Linked DNA regions of Homo sapiens: region 1 is linked to region 2. Evidence: chromatin loops called from intact Hi-C (ENCODE). Cell type or tissue: sigmoid colon. All regions are shown on one strand. Links, peaks and the distances in the headings refer to the core of each region. The heading gives the core; the rest is flanking DNA.

The links. A loop is a pair of places that touch in the nucleus more often than their neighbours do. Peaks named below come from ENCODE experiments on the same cell type or tissue, not always from the same donor. Only the 100,000 strongest peaks of a DNase experiment are listed, where the experiment ranks them.
Region 1: it touches region 2 in a loop (2.0-fold over the local background); 15 of 110 quality-filtered maps call a loop at or near these places.

What each region holds. Positions count from the first base shown.
Region 1 is chr16:50,309,538-50,318,581 of GRCh38, reverse strand. It overlaps ADCY7 (adenylate cyclase 7), which reads right to left. Exons shown (of 26, transcript NM_001114.5): 18 at 8,936-9,034; 19 at 7,702-7,895; 20 at 6,796-6,889; 21 at 6,391-6,546; 22 at 5,546-5,692; 23 at 4,520-4,624; 24 at 4,176-4,290; 25 at 3,444-3,568; 26 at 447-3,223. The coding sequence ends at 3,077. BRD7 (bromodomain containing 7) reads left to right here. Exons shown (of 17, transcript NM_013263.5): 17 at 1-2,625. Among named protein-coding and RNA genes, the nearest start is that of MIR6771, 21 kb to the right of the region's middle. RefSeq lists enhancers at 3,951-5,150, 8,450-8,744. In sigmoid colon, for the core only: no CTCF peak of the experiment used is centred there; DNase peaks (open chromatin) are centred at 2,781, 4,721 and 7,791; H3K27ac peaks cover 555 bases.
Region 2 is chr16:50,240,516-50,251,108 of GRCh38, reverse strand. It overlaps a transcript of ADCY7 not described here. Among named protein-coding and RNA genes, the nearest start is that of ADCY7, 21 kb to the left of the region's middle. RefSeq lists silencers at 4,423-4,482, 4,563-4,802, 4,823-5,082 and enhancers at 3,933-4,644, 5,358-6,069, 6,070-6,782. In sigmoid colon, for the core only: a CTCF peak has its summit at 5,091; DNase peaks (open chromatin) are centred at 4,177, 4,559 and 5,490; H3K4me3 peaks cover 1,612 bases; H3K27ac peaks cover 489 bases.

The DNA.
Region 1 (9,044 bases), core at 1,045-9,044, 68 kb before region 2:
TTACTGTTTATCTGAAATACAAAGGTCAAGTACCCAAGGAGTTGAACTCTAAGTAGGAGACCACAAGATTCATGGCCCCCTTTTATCAGCAAGCTGAGATAAATGGTGATTTTGCTGAATCGGTATAGAACCTGTTATACACAAGGGAAAAAAATCAGGATGGAGATAGATAGATAGATAGCCTTGTTCAGTGAACAAATTAAGTTTGAAGGCCCTTATACAATCCTTCTATAAATCACCCAGGCAGGAAGCCATTTGATTTCTATTATTTTCCTGACTTTGAAAATTAATTAGTATTTAGGAAGAACAAATAGGGTAAAGGAAAATTAATTCCCTCAAAAGACTTAAAATCTTATGCTAAAAGAGTCAAATTTTCAAGTTGTTTGAGTCTACTTTTAATCTCTAGTGAGTTCATGAGGACCACGAAAATAAAATACCTTCAGATATTTGAGTTTTTCAAATTGCTAATTTAATGTATAAAAAGCAGCTAAACACTGGTACTTTATAAAAATGAAACAGCATTTTGAAACAAATGTTACAGATCTATAAATATTCATTATATAGAATAAACCCTAGTTACTTGCATGCACCACCTCAAATCATATTTCTTTACACTGACCTATTATATACACAAAGTATACAGTGGTTAATGATCTTCTCTTCTGTTTGTTTGTTTGTTTGTTTGTTAGGAAATTTCCTCAATAAGCCAGAAAACCTTAGGTATTATTTTCACAAAAGTTAACTCAGGAGAAATTGTAAGGAAGTCCTTGACCCATGGAGAAGGTCACTGTTTGTTTGTTTGTTAGATACGTGTGTCTGTCATAAAACAAAATGACACCAGTAATTACTTGGTAATTTAAAAACAAGTTCATAAAAAGAAAATACCTGCAGGTAATTTTTATGGTCAGTTATATTCTATAACCTGAACACTGAAAACTAAAAACTTTTACTTACAAACTATTATTATCTGAGCACAGCACAGTGCTTTGCTTTAATTGGAAATAAAAATGCATGAGTGAGTGGTAGTCAGTTATTTGTTAAACTCCCAACTGGGGTTTCTGTTGTTACTGAAGAAAAAAACAAATATTCCAAGAGTACAAATATGCTGACCTCAGAGAGGCCCAGTGCACTAATGTGTTTCTATGTTATATTAGCAACAGAAACCTTCCTGACTTGCCAGGAGAGCCCCCGCCGGGCAGCCCTGGTCACTGCTAGATCTTGAGAGCACAGATTTCAGTATAGTATTCATGTGAAACCAGCCCTTCATGTAAAAAGTTTTGGTGTGTAAAAAAGGCAACTTAAGCGAGGCTAATTGCCCTTACCAGCATTGTTGCCATGAAATTCCTTTATACAGCAAGTTCTTCTATTCATACTGATTCCACTTATGTGCAGCACATGAGAGCTGCCACTAGTCTACCCAGCACCTTTGTGCAAATTAGAATACACCTGCCCTTCCTCGGGCTGATAAAGCCACACGACACAGCACAGGCAGACAGGTTCAATTTTCGTTCCCTCCACCGCCACCCCCGCACTTAGCTGTACTCTTAATTTGCAGCCCGGGGCAACTCATCCCAGGACCCCAACAAGTCTGGTCAGTCACCCAATCTGCAACCCTGTATAATCATCTTGTAAAGGCTCCTGTATGCAAGACTTTGTGTAGAACTTTACGGGGTTCATGGGGACACCTAGCTAAGAATCCCTGCTATGTAGGGAAACTGAGTGCATTAGAAATCCTGGCGATGCTCTGGTGATGAGGCCACCGGTTAAGTCTTCCGGTTATGAAGTCCATTCAGAAAAAGTCACGGGCAGTTTGGTCATTTCTCACCCTGTTGTTACAGTTAGGTTGACTTTCAATTCCTTGGGAAGTTGAAGCACAGTAAGACACATCCCCAAAACCTGGCTTTTTGCATTTGCCTTGACTCACGCAGTTTCAGAGCAAGAACGGCTCAGCATTTGTGAGGGGGCGGGCTTCCCAGATCCAGGAGCCTCTGCATGCACCCATGCGGAGTAGATCCTTCTAGTTTTGAAGCTCTCCAGAGTTAGCTGTGAAGACTAAAGGAAAGAAGAGATGCACTCACAGGTTGTCCAAGTTGTCTCTAAACAGACTCCATTCCTTTCTGGTAAGAAAAGTAAGATACAGTTGAAGGACGGCAGGGGAGAACGCAAAGATGTGTGAGTAATCAAGGAAGAGGTGAAAGGCCGCACCTTACTTTCAAAGCACCTCTCTCCAGAATGCTTGCCTCACAAGCTGCCTCATTCAAAGGCAAGGCTCTGCTGCTCCCCGCCTTCTTGCTGTGACCACATTCCTCAGGACTCTATCCCCACAGCCAGCTGACCCCATAAGCTGATGCTAGACAGTAGTCCTCCTTACATGTCAGTGGTTAAAAAGGCAGAGCATACACTGGAGGGAAGAGATTTATGTCTAGTGTCTGAAAAGTCATTCAAAAGGATAAAAACCCCATTAATGTATTCATTTAAAACAAACATGCCAGACAAGGCAAAAAGTAACAGTGTTAATTGTGGTGTTTTTCTCTCTACCTGTTTGAAACCGTTTACAGATGTAAAACACCCCTTTCAGCTTCATTTACCAGAATGCCTCTGTGAGAAATGCTGTCATTGCCAGGCCCACCAGGGAGAGGGAGTCTCCAATCCGTGCTAGACAGCTCAGCTTACTCCCCCTTGGTGTCTAGAAAAACAGACCTCACTTGTGCGTGCCCACAGGCCACTGAGGTGGAAGTCTGTTTTCATCATGTGCTAAAGTTGCCTGCCTGGCACCTCAGGGAACAAAGATCTCAAAGTCAGCCCCGAACCAGTGAACATTCTCCAGCTGGCCTGGAAACTGTTACAGACCAGGCACAGAGCTTCTGGCCTCCCCTGCGCATTATGGCTCAGTGGCTGCTTCGAGCCAGAATCTGGTGCATGTGTCTGAGAAATCCTCCAGTGCAGGTCCAAAGAAGCCAACATGCACAGCCATCTGCATGCCTTTGGGATTGGCGTGGGGCGGAGAGTCTTCTCCTGGGCTTGCTTCAGGGAAGGAGACTGGCTTCCCGGCCTTTTCGGAATCCAGCAGGAGCCCTCAGTTCAGCCCCAGCCCCTGAAACTTGGCAGTGTCCGTACAGACAAAGTAAGTCCTCAGCTCGCCTTTGCCTTTGACGTTGATCAGGCCACGGCATTCACAAGAGTACCCGAGGCCCTGGAGGATGGTGCAGGTCTCCTCGGTAACCTGAAAAGGAAGAGAGACCTGTTGTCTTCAGAGGCGGGAAGAACACCTGTCATGGTAGGGACAGATAGAGACTGCCCAGGCATGCAGTCTGCCTTCCCTGGAGAGTGTGATAGCTAGAACCATGGCTGCTGGGTGAGACAGCAGCTCTTAAGTCCAAGTCCCCTCACCTCTGGGGAAGATCTTTTCCCCTTAGTCAACTGCTTCCCCAATAGGTCTTTACCTGGATTTTCCCAAGTTCTCCAGTGCTTTCCATTCGGCTGGCCACATTGACAGTGTTTCCCCAGATGTCATACTGAGGTTTTCGGGCCCCAATCACTCCAGCAATCACAGGCCCATGGTTTATGCCTGAAGATGATGTTTACAGTTACCCAAGCGTGCAGGCAAAGCCTCAAGCTTCTGCCCTTAGAGGAGGCCAGAGAATCCATACCCCAGCACAGGATGCGGGGACAAAACAACTAGAGTGAAGGCTGGGTTGCTTCCCAGAGTCACTGCGTTGCAGTCGGGCTTGGGGTATGAGGAGGGCATTCCCCGGCCAGCTCTTTTTCAGACTCAGAAGTCTGGGTTTGATGTTAACACTTGTATCTGCTAATCTCTCTTTTAACAAAGAATACTTTGTTAAAAGTATTAACAAAGGCCTGGCTTTGAGCGCAGGCCCGCAACTATTTAGGTTTAGTAACTTTGCTTCCTTCTCTATATTTTAAGGTCACCTGTTTACAGACAATAATTTTGGTTCTCCATTTTCTGTAGTTACGTATTATTAAAACTCTCAATGGTAACTATATGCTAACTATATGCAAAACATCAGAATAATTGTCCAACTGCTGAGCTTGTCAGATCAGAGGGATTTCTAAAACCTTTCATAATAGATGGCGAGGTGCAGCTGTGCCACACAGACTGGGTGGACTGGCCTAGAGGCAGGGGCTCCCCACCCCGCTCCATCACCCGGGCTCACCGACGCGGAGGCGGAAGGAGTTGAAGGAGTGCCTGTTGATGCCGTCCAGCTTACTCATCAGGGCGATGCTGAACTCCACCATGACACCAATGTGGGCATGCTGCCGCTCCAGCTCCTGCGGGACAGGCTGTGGGTCAGATCCTTGCATCTCCAGAGCCCCCAGACCTAGTGGGCCCTGGCGCGCCACTCTTGTTGAGGATCCCCACCACTAAAATCCTGGCTGAGCCCTACAAGTACCTGTGCCCCTCCCCCAGGACGAGATAAGGGCACACCCTTTAAGTAAGGTGACAGGTCACCTTTAAGTGAGGACAGTCAGCTGAATTTCACCTCTTGGGCTTGAGTACCTGGTTCTCGTGCCCTGAGGCGACGCTGAGCCCTGCAGCTGCCATGTACGTGCTGCCGATGGTCTTGATCTTCTCCACGCCGCTGAACTTGGGCTTCAGTAGGAGCTGCAGGCAAGAAGGAAGCGGTGAAGCAGCCGCCACTCCATAGCCGCAGCCAGGCTGCCCCTGCTTCTCAGGAAGGGTGTGGGGTTCCCTCCACCCATCGCCGCCTCTCGCACACACGTCTCATGGCTGCCCTGCCAGCTGAGCGCATGACTAAGCATGGTGAGGACATGGCCCTTGGCGGCTCCTGCTCTTCCTGTTGTCTCCGTCCCCACACTGTCTCCCTCTTCCCTTCCATCTGTGTCTGCACAGAGCAAACACAGCATTATCTACACAGGAATGTAGATTCTTTGTCTCCAGCAAAGAATTCAACCCAAACTGATTTCCTCTGTTTGGCTTGGTTGATAGCGTGGGCTTAGTTGGAAATGAAGCTAAGGGGCCTGAGTCTAATCTTAGCAAGCTGCCCATCACAGAGAAGATGCCAACGAATTATTTGCTGCATAAAACAGAATGAAAAAGAAATGTGTACCTTTATATTCTGTGTAATGTATGTTCCCCCCAGGCGGGCCACGTCGTTTTTTTTTTGTTGTTGTTGTTGTTGTTTGAGACAGAGTTGTGTACTGTTGCCCAGGCTGTAGTGCAGTGGCGTGATCCCAGCTCACTGCAACCGCCTCCCAGGTTCAAGCGATTCTCCTGCCTCAGCCTCCCAAGTAGCTGGGATTACAGGTGTGCGCCCCAAGCCCAGCTTGTAATTTTTTGTATTTTCAGTAGAGACAGGGTTTCGCCATGTTGGCCAGGCTGGTCTCGAACTCCTAGCCTCAAGTGATCCACCCACCTTGACCTCCCAAAGTGCTGGGATTATAGACCACCTTGCCCAGCTCTGTGTCACATTTTTAAATTGGGTTTTAGGATGGCAGGTGCCACCGCCCTTCCCTCTCCAGCATGGGTGGGGGCTGCTGCGCAAGGCTGGGCTAGAGGCTGTACCTCGTCGAAGTCGGCAATGATCTCATTGAGCAGGCGTAGGCACTCCAGCCCTTCTTTGTTGACATCGCACTCTGTGTAGAACACTTTGAAGTCCGGCACGGAGGCAAACATGACACAGACGCAGTCATAGGACTGATGGTACCAGTCCTGGATGGGAAGAAACCGGACCTTACACCACTTCACCTCTTGAGGGGACAGGAAGAGTGGCAAGGCCTCAGGAGCAGATGGCACTGCTGAACTGCCCAGCCCAGCTTTCGGGGAGTGGGGAGGGGGGCGGGCTGCATGAGTTTCATCTGGTGGCTGTTACCGGGTGATTAAGAATTGGGTGGCCAGGGAGGGTCAGGCTCAGGTTGGTTTTTGCTCACAGAAGCACCATGGGTGTTTCCATGTACACATGGGGTGAGAACCTCTGCAGTAGTGGAGGGTAACGGGAGGTCTTCATTCTCACTGGGCCTCCGTTTCCTATCTAGAAAACTTGCTACACATAACTAGTAGAAGTACAGACATTTTCATCAACACAGAATGTCCAGATCACAAACCCCTGAACACACATTTCATCCTCGCCACAAGCCTGTGGGGAAGGGCTGTCAGCCCATTTTACAGAGGTGAAGACCAAGGCCTGGGAAAGCAAGGTGCCTTGTTCACGACCACACTTGAGCCCAGGTCCCTGACCCCAGGCCCATGCTCTCACAGCTGATGCCATACATTGTCGCCTGGGCATCCCGGTGAGGCCAGGACCTGAGGAAGCCAAGCTCAGCATGCACTCCAGCTCCACACCTTCACCCTACGGACTGCGCCTGGACCGTCCGCCTCCCTGCCCCCGCCCCAGCCCCTTCTCAGCACACCTCGTTTAACTTGTCACCGATAAAGTGGGCAGCCACGTGGGCTGGCAGGACGTTCTCCAGAAGAAGGCGGTTCACGTTCTCCATGGTCTCAAACTCCTCGTGCTCCTTCTTGAACTTCTTCTTCCATAGGCAGTCCAAGCGGCAGTAATAGTCAATCTGCAAACGGCAGCAACATAAGCGCCCCGTCCACAGGCAAGTGGGAGCCGTGCTGCTGTGCATCTCCTAGCCAGGTCTGTCTGTCCCTGGCGTCCTTGGAGCCTCTGGCCAGGGGACCAGTGCTTTCCTGGCAGGACTCTAGTCTTTTCTGCTACTCCACCTGAGCCCACCCCACCCCACCCCATCTCCAGATGGAGGTGAGGAAAAGTGGGCAGAGCTTGGGGGGGGGGGGGGGGCCAGCCTCCTTACCTGTCTGGAGAGTGTAAGCAGGGTGATGTAGAACAGGACCAGGTAGAAATTGGTCATGGTCTTCAGGTCCTTCCAGGAACAGCTAGGGGTGCCACTGAATGCGAAGGGAGGCCCAAGTCACTCCCAGCACTCACCACTCCAACCCACTGAGTCATGCTCTCCAGGTGCCACGCACACCCAGGGGAAAGGGGAAAATTGATTCTAATGGGGTGGGTAGAAAACAAGACAACTTTGGGGTATTATAAAGGGGGGAGGGGAGAGGTGGGCAGGGAGATGGGGGAGCCCTTGTGGGGAAGACCTCTGATCTCACCCCTGAATGACCAGAATCAGCTGTGATGAGGGCCTGAAGGGAGCCCAGAACTGGTGAGCCAGGGTCAGTGGCAGGCGGGGTGGGGTGGATGGGTGGCATAAGGATTTTGCAGGTGCGGGGCAGACCCACAGGAGCAGGTTCTGTTCTGGGTCCCAGGCTTCCAGCTTTTTTGTTTAGGGGGGCCAGGTCCGCTCCTTAATCCACTTGGGACCCAGAACCCCTAGAACCACACACCCCAGCCCTGCCAGCCTCAGGTATCACCACCTGTCCAGGAAGAGATGGAAGCAACTGCTCCTTCCAGAACTCGAGACCCAGGATGTGGCCTTGAGAGGCACAGAGCTAGAGCTGCAGCCTCCTTCCCTCCCCACCACTAGACTGGCCTGGAAACAGGATGACCCGGTGGCCTCTGTCAGACTAGGGACTTCCTAAAGAACCTGCCAGTGAATTCCTCGGCTCTGAGCGCTGGACACCATCTGCCAGCCCCGCCCTGCAAGGTGCCCACTCCCCATGAACACAGAAGCCCCTTGGTGCGAGCAGGCAGGCACCAGATGAACAGGCCACCATGGGGATGGGGACGGGGACGGGCGGGACCCCACCTGGTGGTGCCGTTGGGCTTGGTGAGGTTGCCCAGGCCTTGGCCGCAGCAGTCCCACTGCCAGCATGGGGAGAGGTTGAAGAGCACCAGGTAGGCCACCAGGGCCACTGTCAGCAGCACAACCTTTGGCTCCAGGCTCATCCTCAGGAAGACCGAGCAGGCGATGAAGCCCAGGACACAGCTGCAGGTGTAGTACTGAGGGGGCAGGGTGTCACTCAGGACAGGGCCACCCCACCACGTACTCTCGCCTCCAGCCCAGCACATACCACAGAGCCCCACTCCCTGCACCTCAGCATCACGCTCTTGCCTTACCACCTCCCTTCTCAACAAAAAACAATGAGACCTAAGAGTGTCCAGTGTTGTTTTCACTGTAGTTTTATTTCTTATGAAGTGAGCTCATTTAAACGGGAAAAAACAGTATGCAGGTGCTGTGGATACAACAGACCACAGTCAAGGTCAAGGCCGGAGCGTGCATGCATCCAAGCTGCCTCCCTGAGTTTTTGTGAGCTTACCCTCCCAAAGGACCTCTGCCCTGCTCAAGATTGTGCTGTGGCTCCCCAGCCCCCAGAATAAAGACCACGCTCTTCACACCCCGGCATTCCTGCACCTCCCAGTCTGGATCAAGCCTGCCCCCGGCTCCATCTCCCAGTTCTCCCCACTCCCTCTCCAGGAGACAACCCACCCAAAACCCCACTGCTCCCAACACACGCCTCGGCTTTTTCCCATGCTGTCCCTTGTCCCAGAACCTTTCTGCCTTTTAGAGCCCAGCTCACTGCACTGCCAGCCTCTGAAGCTGCAGAGTCTGCTGTCTGCAAGGCCCTCCAGGCAGAGACCTTGACCTCTGCCATCAGCCTGTCTGGGCCTGCCCTGGCGCCATCACCTAATGAAGCCCCTCCCTGAGCTGTGCATACTCGTGTATAAAATAGTGACAGGCCTGTCAGAGAGGAAGTGCCCTGACCAGAGACCCGCACAAGGCCAGATGCTCCCCTCACTCCCTGCCTACCCACACAGCCTAGACCAAGCCTGCCAAGGCCAGGACTCCTCACTCCCTTGGGCCAGAGGCCAGCTGGGCCCATGGGACCCTGCTTTCCCAGCTCTGCAGGAGAGGCTGTTCTCAGCCTCCACATGCTGTGCTCTCAGGGGTCAGCACCCATGCTTTGAGGGTCCAAACTACACCTCTGGCAGCAGCAGCCCCACTCTGAATGAGGCCACGGAGCCGGGCCCGGCGCACTCACCGGGAGGGGCTCACACAGGGCTCTTGTCTTGCTGCTCGCGGCCAGTAGGCCTGTCTCATTGCCAACAGGCAGCTCTGGAACTTGGAAAGGCATCAGGGGCTGTAGAGGA
Region 2 (10,593 bases), core at 1,187-9,186:
GCCACCACACCTGGCAATTTTTTTTTTCTTTTTTTGGGAAGAAACAGAATCTTGCTATGTTGCTCAAGCTAGTCTCAGACTCCTGGCCTAAAGCGTTCCTCCTACCTTGGCCTCCCAAAGTGCTGGGATTACAGGTGTAAGCCACCTCACCTGGCAAGACAGGCATTTTTTAAAGCTGTATTTTGAAATACTTTCAAAAAACTTTCAGAAGTGATAAGTACAAAGAATTCTATACTTTTTAATCCAGATTTGCCTATTTGTACAATTTTGCCTCATTCTATATCTATACATTTACCCTGTGCCTCTTTAGCCTTGCAAATTTCCAAAGATCAAGGGCTCATATAAACAGTTATCAGATCATTTAATGTTGATACAATACTTTAATCTACAGCCCATACCCAATTTTATCAACCATCCCACTGATGTGCTTTATACCTTTTTTCCCACCATATGCTCACATACTGCATTTTTAAAATTTGTTTTAAAATTGTTTATTTTTAAAAATAGAGACAGAGTTTCACCACATTGTCCAAGCTGGTCTCACACTCCTGATCCACCCACCTCAACCTCCCAAAGTGCTAGGATTAAATATGTGAGCTACTGCACCTGGCCACATACTGCATTTTAGGTTTTTTTTTTTTTTTTTTTTTTTGAGATAGAGTCTTGCTTTGTCCCCCAGGCTGGAGTGCAGTGTCGTGATCTCGGCTCACTGCAACCTCCGCCTCCCGGGTTCAAGCGATTCTCCTGCCTCAGCCTCCCAAGTAGCTGGGACTACAGGCACAAGCCACCATGCCCAGCTAATTTTTTGTATTTTTAGGAAAGATGGTGTTTCAACATGTTGGCCAGGCTGGTCACGAACTCCTGAGCTCAAGTGATCCGCCCGCCTCGGCCTCCCAGTGTGCTGGAATTACAGGCGTGAGCCACCCCACCCGGCCAATTCATTTTGTTGTCACCTCTCTTCAGTGTCCTTTAACCTGGAGGTTAAATCCTTGGCCTTTGAGATAAGCACTCTTACTGTCCGCATTGTATAAGTGAGAAACTGAAGGCTCAGAGGGGTTGAAGCACTTGCCCAAAGTCACACAGCTACCAAACATTGAGCTGGGACTCAAGCCCAGGGGACTCTCTTTAGAGCTTGTGCTGCTCTTGTCCTCCAGGCCCAAGAGCTTCCAAAGAAAGACCTTTGTTGTTAACTGAACAGGGGCTCCCTCTGCAAACAGCTGCTCAAGGCACCTCACTCAGCAGGTGGTCATTAATTGAAGGAGCACCCTCCTGTGCACACATGGGCTGGGCCGCAGGCTGCCCGCTCCCCACACCTGGCAATGGCCCTGGCCAGATGCCCACCACCTCCCCCAGCAGGGCCCCACATAGCCATTTCCAGAGAAAGAATGTGCTTACCTGCAGAGGAGCCTCCCCACCTCCTGGCAAACTGGGCGATAACGAGGGCCTTAGAGGGCTGGGGCCAGGAGTGCCTGCCATGTTCTCCCCTTACAGTATAGTCGAGGCCCAAATGTCCAGGTCCAAAAGGCAGAGCCTGAAGTCATAATCACCTGCAGGCCACATCCCTAACCCACAGACCAGGGCTCAGGGGGAACCCATGAGGTCAACTGTCTAAGAGGGGCCTGAGTACTTTGGTTTTGTTGTTGTTGTTGTTGTTGTTGTTGTTTTAGACGGAGTCTTGCTCTGTCGCCCAGAGCAAGCTGGAGTGCAGTGGCGCTAACTCGGCTCACTGCAACTTCTGCCTCCTGAGTTCAAGCAATTCTCATGCCTCAGCCTCCCAAGTAGCTGGGACTACAGGCACACACCACCATGCCTGGCTAATTTTTGTATTTTTAGTAGAGACGGGGTTTCATCATGTTGGCCAGGCTGGTCTCAAACTCCTGACTTCAAGCAATCTGCCTGCCTCAGCCTCCTAAAGAGCTAGAATTACAGGTGTGAGCCGCTGCGCCAGGCCAGAGCCTGAGTACTTGCTAAGACACACAATAGGACCATGCTGGAAGGCTTACAGGAAGAAGGCACAGCAAAGGGCAAGGCCTGGGAGGTGGGAGTGGTGCAGGCTCTTACGCAGAGAGCAGAAAGCACTCAAGGGGGCCACACACAGTCTGCAGTATCTGGGAAGAGGAGGCAGGACCCAGATAGCTTCCCAACCGCCATGAGCCACAGATCCCAGCAGACACACAGCGGAAGAGGTGACATGAAGCTCTGCCACCGACCAAAAGGGTATCGTCCACCTGAGTCCCAGGCCGTTCTGTTAGGCTGTGAGGCTATTGTGTACTGAAATACCTCAAAATCCTGGAACCTCACCACGTGATATCCTGTCAAATTCAGAAACTGGCATCAGCCTCCAGACCTCATCTTGCAAACCCAATTCTAAGATTCAGATGCAGCAGAACTGCTCTTGAAAATTTACCAGAGCAAACACAAAGGGAATAAAGTTTTGCTTTTCTTCCTCATTGCCGACAATTTTGAAAACACAGAAAGCACGACTAAATAAGAAAATGATCTGTCCACGAACTCCCCCAAAGATACCCTAAATTTTTATACAGGGTATCTGTAAAAAGTAACGGCCCCTGCCTACCCTTCAATGCGCAAAAGCACAGCCTAGCCTGCCTGCAGTGTGAGTGTTTGGCGTCAAAGTGCATCCACTTGGTCTCCCCTACTGGCCATGGCAGGGCCCATGCCTAACTCAGCTCTCTGCCTCCTGCCCAGACACAGGCCACCCCTTGCTGGATTCAGCAGGGATGGGGAGGAGGGGACATAGGCCCCTCTCCATCAGCAACATTCCTTTGTGCCCATCAAGAAGGGGGCTCCAAGAGGTGGGGGTCAGGAGCAAAGCCCCAGGGCTCTTCTGGGTATGGGGTACGAACAGGAAGAGGGAGAGGTGGGCGGGGCAAGGGCAGGGAATGTGTGCTGCCCGTGGTCGGGCACTCACCAGGCCCACTTGATTCTGCATTTAGGGATGGAGCTCAGGCTCGCTGATGTGGACCCAAACCAGCTCCACCAAGAACACATGAGAACAGCCCGGCTCCTTGCTACCAGACCTGTGAGGACCTCCGCTTTCTCATCTGCAAATGGGACTGGTCGTTTGGGTCCTGCCTAACTTATGATTAAAGATACAAGGGATACGCAGGGGCTTTGTAAGGGCCTGGGAAATTGGAGGGCTCCCTGGGAGGGCTCAGCAGCCTCAGCTCTCCCTGCTCTCCTCTGTAAAAAGCCCAAAAGTACCCACTCTTTTAAGCCCAAGGGCACTTAGGGCCTGTGTGGCTGCTGAGGGAAGAGGACCCAGCACCTGGGGATCCCGAACGAGCAGAGGAGAGGCAGCTTTAGAACACCTGGTCCTGCGAAGCCAGGCTCCCAGCCACAGAAGACTGCTTCAGATGGAAAAGAAACTGAATCATAAAATCAGGAGTCAAAAAGAAAGAAAGAAAGAAAGGCTGGGCACAGTGGCTCACACCTGTAATCTCAGCACTTTGGGAGGCTGACGCAGGAGGATCACTTGAGCCCGGGAGTTCAAGACTAGCCTGGACAACATAGTGAGACCATGCGTCCACCAAAAAAAAAAAAAAAAAAAATTACTAAATTAGCCAGGCGTGGTGGCGCACACCTGTAATCCCAGCTGCTACTCGGGAGGCTGAGGTGGGAGGATCACCTGAGCCTGGGAGGTGGAGGTTGCCGTAAGCCATGATTGTGCCACTGCACTTCAGCCTGGAGGACAGAGCAAGGCCCTGTTTCAAGAAAAAAAAAATCCTGCCTCCGCATATGGACCCAACTCACCATGCAGGGTTCTCACCTCTGCTCCCCAGGCCCAGTCAGCCACTCCTGTGGGGTCCCCCCATAGACCTGGAGTCTGACCCCTCCCCACAGCCTGTCCCCAGCTCCACAGCCCACAAACTCCCTTCTACAAGGGCACCTGCCCACGTTTGAAGGCATTCACTGAACCTGAGAACCCCCTCCTCTCAGGGCCCAAAGCCCCTGCCTAAGTCCCCACAGCTGTAGCCTCACCCGGAGTTCACTACAGTCCTGTTGGTCATGCATTCATTCATTCATTCATTCATTCATTCAATCTCTGGAGCATCACTCTGGACCAGGCCCGAGGGGGCTTCAGCCGACCACACAGGGTATCCTGTTCCTCATTTTAAGGGCTCTACTTCTGTCCACGGCGCCCACGTGGTCATTTCCAGCTTCAGCTCTGGGACTCAGAAAGGAGTTCCTGGCCTTTGAGGGAGGGGACCTGAGACATAAACCAGTAAAGGGAACAACTCCAATCCATGGAGAGGCTCCAGCCTCTCTCCCCTACCCGGGGTCGGCTCCCATTGTCACTTCCTCATGTGCAAGGCATCTGGGTTTCCCGGTTGGGGTCCGAGGCAGGGGCCGGGCCTGGCTCACTCTCCCCTGGACCCTGGTCCCCTTTGGCCACCGAGGGGTCCTGCTCGCTGCTGGCTCCGGCGGGAGCGCTGCAGACCCACAGCCCGGTCCTGCGCCCACAGAGGCTGCTACCCTGTGCAGTGTTTGCTTCCAACAGGCCCCGCCGCCCCGAGCCAGCCCCCTTCTGTGCCCTAAGCCAGTCGGGCTCCACCACAGGGGTCTGGGGCCGGGCGGCCTCCCTCGAGTCTCAGTCTTGTTATCGGAAAGCGGGCGCCAGCTGGGGCAGCGTCTGGGAAGCGTCTCCTGGCCGTGCCTAAGGGAGGAGGTCGTGGCCCGAGGGAGGGGTCTCGGAGCATTTCCGACCCACCCGGGCAGGAGCCGCCACCGCCGGGCACCCGCGAGGCCGGGGAAGGGCGGGCCGGGAGAGGGGCCACCCGCCCGCCTGTGTGGGGACCGCGCGGAGAGGGGCAGCGGCCACGGGCACCCCCGACCCCGGGCGCATCCCCGGCCCGCCCGCCGCGCTCCCCCGCGCCCCGCGCTCACCTGCTGCGCGCTCCCGCTCCACCGCCGCCCGAGTGGCCGCCCCAGTGGCAGCGGGCTGGCCCGGCACTCACCGCGGGCGGGGAAGGAGGAGCGGCCGCAGGCGCCCCCCGCTGGCCGCGTGTCCCAGGCCTGGGGCGCGGGGGCGGGAGCCGGGGCGGGGGGCTGGGGGCTGGGGGGCGCCCAGGAGGCCGCGTCCACCCTGCAAGCGCAGCTGTCCCCGCCCCGCCCCACCCCACCCCACCCCACCCCAGCTCCCCTAGAACCGTGGGAAAGGCGCTGCCGCGGGAGGGAGCGGCCGGGCAAGCTCGGGGCGCCGCAGGAAGGAAAGGCGTCCCAGCAGGACCTTCTCCAGGTACCGCGCGCACGTGCTGGGGAGCGCCAGGCCGGCCCCACCCCCAGAGGGAAACACTTTCTAGCAAACTCTTCCAGTGTTTCTGCCCCAGGCCTCCCCTCCCCCTGCAGGAGCGCCCGTGTTTCTGGAAGGATCCACAGACGGCGGGCCAGTGCCCTCCTCCCAAGCCGGGGGAGCTTTGGTCCCGCCTTACGTCTCACTCAGGCCTTAACCTCCTATGGCAGGGCTCAGGGGCGGGAGATGACAGCGACCACCCCTGTAGGTGTCCTCAGAAAGTAGGTGTTGTAACCTCGTTGTGATCCCTGCAACCCAGGGTGGGGCCCCAGTGTTGGCAGAAAAAAAATCTGCTCTGTTTCCAAGAAACTCAGACAGGGTGAGCAAGAAAGCCTCCTGTGAGTCACCCTGGGAGGGGCAGAGGAGGTCGTCCGCAGGAGTAATCAAGTCTACGAGGGCATTTCTCACTCGCAGACCCCCATGAATCCCGCCCTTTCCCACTGGTCTAAAGCTCCCTGGTACCCAGGAATTGGGGGTTCCCACTTCACTGAGAGGGGTTACAGAAGCACCTGTTATGCCGATTTCTCAGGTCCGACCCCCAAGGCCCTAGCAGGTCTTCATAGAAAGGGCCAGAGAGTCTGTAGTTTAACAAGCACGGAGGAAATCTATGACAAACAGGTAGCAGAAACGCTGATCTACTGGGAACCTATGGTGGAATCCTGGAGCCTGCTACCCCGGCTCACCCTAGAGGGGAGAGATCTTGGTGTGGGAGGGCGTTGCCCCCCGCGGTGGGCCTGGAACCCAGCCTCAGGCCACCCACGTTGAAACCATGCTGAGAAATCAGATGGCCGAGGCTGGAAGGTGGAGCCTCTGATTTCCACTCCAGATGGCCACAGAGAGGTCCCACCTGAGACTTACATCCCAGCAGCAGCAAGCCCTCTCGGCTTCCCGCGCTGGTCAGGCAGCTCCTCTGGGCTCGTGCAGCCCCCGGGCATCAAGCATGGTGGCATTTGGCTCTCTGGGCCGGTGCGACTCCACTACTCATCGGCCTCCCCGTGGAGGGCCCTGGCCGGGTCACTGCAGCATCCTGAGGGCTCACCCGGGAAGATCTGAGCAGCTGGGGCCTCCCTGCGCCGGTAATGGGAATCCCGGCAGCAGTGAAGAAAGGTAATAGGATCATCAGCAGAGCCAGCTTCCGAAAGCACCGCCCACCCCCGGCAGCCCCACCCCTTTAGCAGAACCTTGAAAACGAAGAAACCCACCTGTTTCCCCAAGGCCTTCAGAACAGCCAGTGCCTCAGGGTCACGGTGACCTCTGCCAAGGTCAGCCCTGGAAAGAGAGAGGGGAGCGGAGCCAGCTATGGAGGGAGGGTCCTGCTGGGACCCACACTCAGTGCTCTCCAAGCCAGGAGCCCTCAGCCCTTTCCGGTGTGTGGAACAGTGCTATGACTTCCCAGCCCGTCATCTGTGTGTCATCTTCACGCAAATCTATGAGCAAGTCTCCTGACAGCAGACAGGAAAACAGAGCTGGAGAAAGTGAGTTATACACCGTGCCTGCATAACTGCTCCCATCAGAACCTTCGGGACATATCCATCATCCCCATGGTCCTCATCGCCACTGTGGACCTGTCAGCGGGATCACCCCGTTGGATACTCAGTCCTCAATAGGGGATTCTCAAATGGTAACCAGCAACGGACTCACCCAGAGGTCTGGTGAAGGCACACATGGCTGGGCTCCACTCAGTTTCGAATTCAGCAGAACTGGGTCCGTACTGAGACTTAACTTCTGTCTCACTCCCAGGTTACGCTGATGCTGCTGGTCCTTGGCAGACTGGGTAGCAAGGCTCTAAGGCACTGGATTCCAAATAAGGCTGGAGTCCCATTCCCAGAGATTCTGGTCCTTGGGTGGGTCTGGGAATATGCAGTATTTTTAAAATCCAGGTGAGTTTAATTTGTGACAAGGATGGCACTTCAAATCAGAAAGGAAAAGGAATGGCGCCTTTTTTTTTTTTAAAGCCACAGCTGGATAAACTGGTGGCACGTGGCTGTGGTCCCAGCTACTTGGGAGGCTGAGGCAGGAGGATCGCTTGAGCCCAGGAGGTGGAGGCTGCAGTGAGTGGTGATCGCACCACTGCACCCTAGCCTGGGCAACATAGCGAGACATGGGCACACAGAACCACATCTGGTTATTTTGTTTGTTTGTAGAGACAGGGTCTCACTATGTTATCCAGGCTGGTCTCAAACTCCTGGGCACAAGTGATCCTCTTGCCTCAGCCTCCAAAGTGCTGGGTGGGATTAGAGGCATGAGTCACCTGCACCTGGCCTAAAAATTTTTTTTAATAAAAATTCGTTTAATTTTTATTTAAAAAAAATTTTACACCAGCAGTGGCATGAGCTTGTAGTCCTACCTATTGGGAGGCCAAGGCAGGAGAATCGTTTGAGCCCAGGAGTTTGAGACCAGCCTGGGCAACATAACAAGATCCCTGTCTTTTTAAAAAAACAAACAAAAACTAATAGAGGAAAGATATTTGTGTTTGAAAATGAAACCTATAAGAGAAAATACGTTAGTAATTTTGGAGTGGAGAAGTATGCATGGGAAATTGAATGCACACGGAAGAGCTGCTGTTGAAAGTTGCATGTCTCTGTCCAGATGAGGAAGTCTCCAGATGTCCACATCTAATGTGTTTGTGATTTTAATGATTTATTTATTCATTGAGACAGAGTGTTGCTCTGTCTCCCAGGCTGGAGTGCAGTGGCGCAATCTCAGCTCACCGCAACCTCCACCTCCCGGGTTCAAGCGATTTTCCTGCCTCAGCCTCCCAAGTAGCTGGGACTACAGGCGCCCACCACCACGCCCAGCTAATTTTCGTTATTTTTAGTAGAGACAGGATTTCACCATGTTGGCCATGCTGGTCTCGAACTCCTGACCTCAAATGATCCATCCACCTTGGCCTCCCAAAGTGCTGGGATTACAGCCATGAGCCACCACACCCAGCCGTGTTTATGATTTTAATTATCCACTGTGTTGATAAGCTCCAGAACGCAGTGACCTGGGGTCCCTCCTAACTTATGAGTGCCCAGTGCCCACTGCTCCAGGGCACTCTGCATGTGTTGCCCGAGTCACTTTCTGTGGTGGGCAAGAGTTTGGGGCTTTATTTCACTTGTGCAACGAGAAGATTTAAAAATTTAAAATCAACCACAACAGAAGCTAACAGTCATGTATTTCGGCCACCTTAATCCTGCCCTTCACCAGGCAATGAGAACAACAGCCAAGTAGGAGAATATAAAAGTTTCCTGAGCGGTGCCTGTCCTTTCAGTCCTTTTACAGCCTCCTGATGCATCACTACGCAGAGCGTGGCGTTAGCCTCCTCAGCCAGATGGTCCTTGCTGCCTGTCCCCGAGGAAGGAAGAGCTCCCTGCTTTCCCACACTTCCTCCAGTGGTGCTCGCCACAGGACAGAAGCTCAGTGAGTGCCTAAGCACAGGCAATACTGCTCATGAGGTTTTTTTTTTTTTTTTTTTTTGAGACAGAGTCTCTCTGTTGCCCAGGCTGGAATGCTGTGGTACGATCTTGGCTCACTGCAACCTCCACCTCCCTGGGTTCAAGCGATTCTCCTGCCTCAGCCTCCGGAGTAACTGGGATTACAGATGTCCGCCACCACCCCTGGCTGATATTTGTAGTTTTAGTAGAAATGGGTTTTCACCATGTTGGCCAGTCTGGTCTCCAACTCCTGACCTCAGGTGATCCACCCACCTTGGCCTCCCAAAGTGCTGGGATTACAGGTGTGAGGCCCCGCGCTCAACCATAATTTCTAATTAGAAAAGGGAAGAAGGCCAGGTGGCTCATGCCTGTAATCCCAATACTTTGGGAGACTGAGGCGGGCAGATCACTTGAGGCCAGGAGTTCAAGACCAGCCTGGCCAACATGGTGAAACCCCATCTCGGCTAAAAAAAAAAAAAAAAAAATACAAAAATTAGCCGGGTGTGGTGGTGCATGCCCGTAATCCCAGCTACTCAGGAGGCTGAGGCAGGAGAATTGCTTCAACCCAGGAGGTAGAGGTTGCAGTGAGCTGAAATTATGCCACTGCACTCCAGCCTGGGCAACAGAGTGAAACTCCATCTCAAAAGAAAAAAAAAAAAAGAAAATTTAAGAAGCAGCTAAGAGTGCCAGTCCTTCCCCTACCCCAGCAGGAACCGGTAAGCCTTTTCTCTGGAAGAAGGTAAAATAGACAGTCTCTGAATTGGGGAACACCAAGCCCAGCTGTGGGCAGGGCTACCCAACTGAAAACAGGAAAACTTTAAAGGCAAATTCACATGGAAGGCTGGGACACACGCCTCCCCCCACCTCACACTAGCCCTCTTCCACCCTCAGCTCCCAGGATGTTGGTGGCCCAGAGCCTTACCCCCAGGCTGGAGGAATTCTTTGGGGAACCCCACAGCCTGCTAATTCTTACAGAAGCACACCACTGACTTAGCCATATTGATTGACAGAGCTTCCCCCCAGCTCTTAAATATGTGCAGGTAACCAGGAATCACCAGAAATCCATGGACAGCCTCAACCCCACAGAGAGTCCAAAACAACAAATGAGAAAAAAGCTAACAGGGACTATGCAGGTAGACAACAACCTAACAAAATGATACCATTCATATCCTCAGAGATTCCAAACCTATATTGTAACTAGGAAACAAAATTGGATACTATTTTTTTTAACAAGGAACATCTGGGGCCAAGAAAAGGACTTGGAAAGTAAAAACATGATAACAGAAATTTAAAAACAACAGAAAGTTTGGAAGTGGAACAAAAAGTCAGAGATGGAAAATAGAGAAGAAAAGCTAAAATGAGAGGATCAGTTCAGGAGATGCAATACCTGAATAGTTATGGAGTTCCTGAGAAAACAGAAAGGAGGGGAAAAAATAATTCCAGAAGTTTCCCAGGACTGAAGGACATGCAGTACCACATCAGATGCCCCATCACATCAAGTTCCCAGTGCAGTAGATGAAAACAGACTCGCCTAACTTTCATAATAGTGACATTTCAGAACACAAAGAGGAGATCCCAAAAGTTTCAAAAAGAAAGGTTACAACTAGCTTTAGACTTCTCACAACAACGCTGGGAGTGATGAAGCAATGTTTTCAAATTCTGGAGGAAAGATGTTTTCAACTCAGGATTCTATATCCAGCCAAGCTAACAATTGAGTGTAAATGAAGAACAAAAATATTTTCGGATGTCTACTGCCTGCACGCTTCCAGAAAGCTACTGGGGGATGAGCACCAATGAAAGGAAACAGTTTATCAAGAAAGAGGGAAACATAAGACACATAGGAGAGGAGCTGCCCCATGGGAT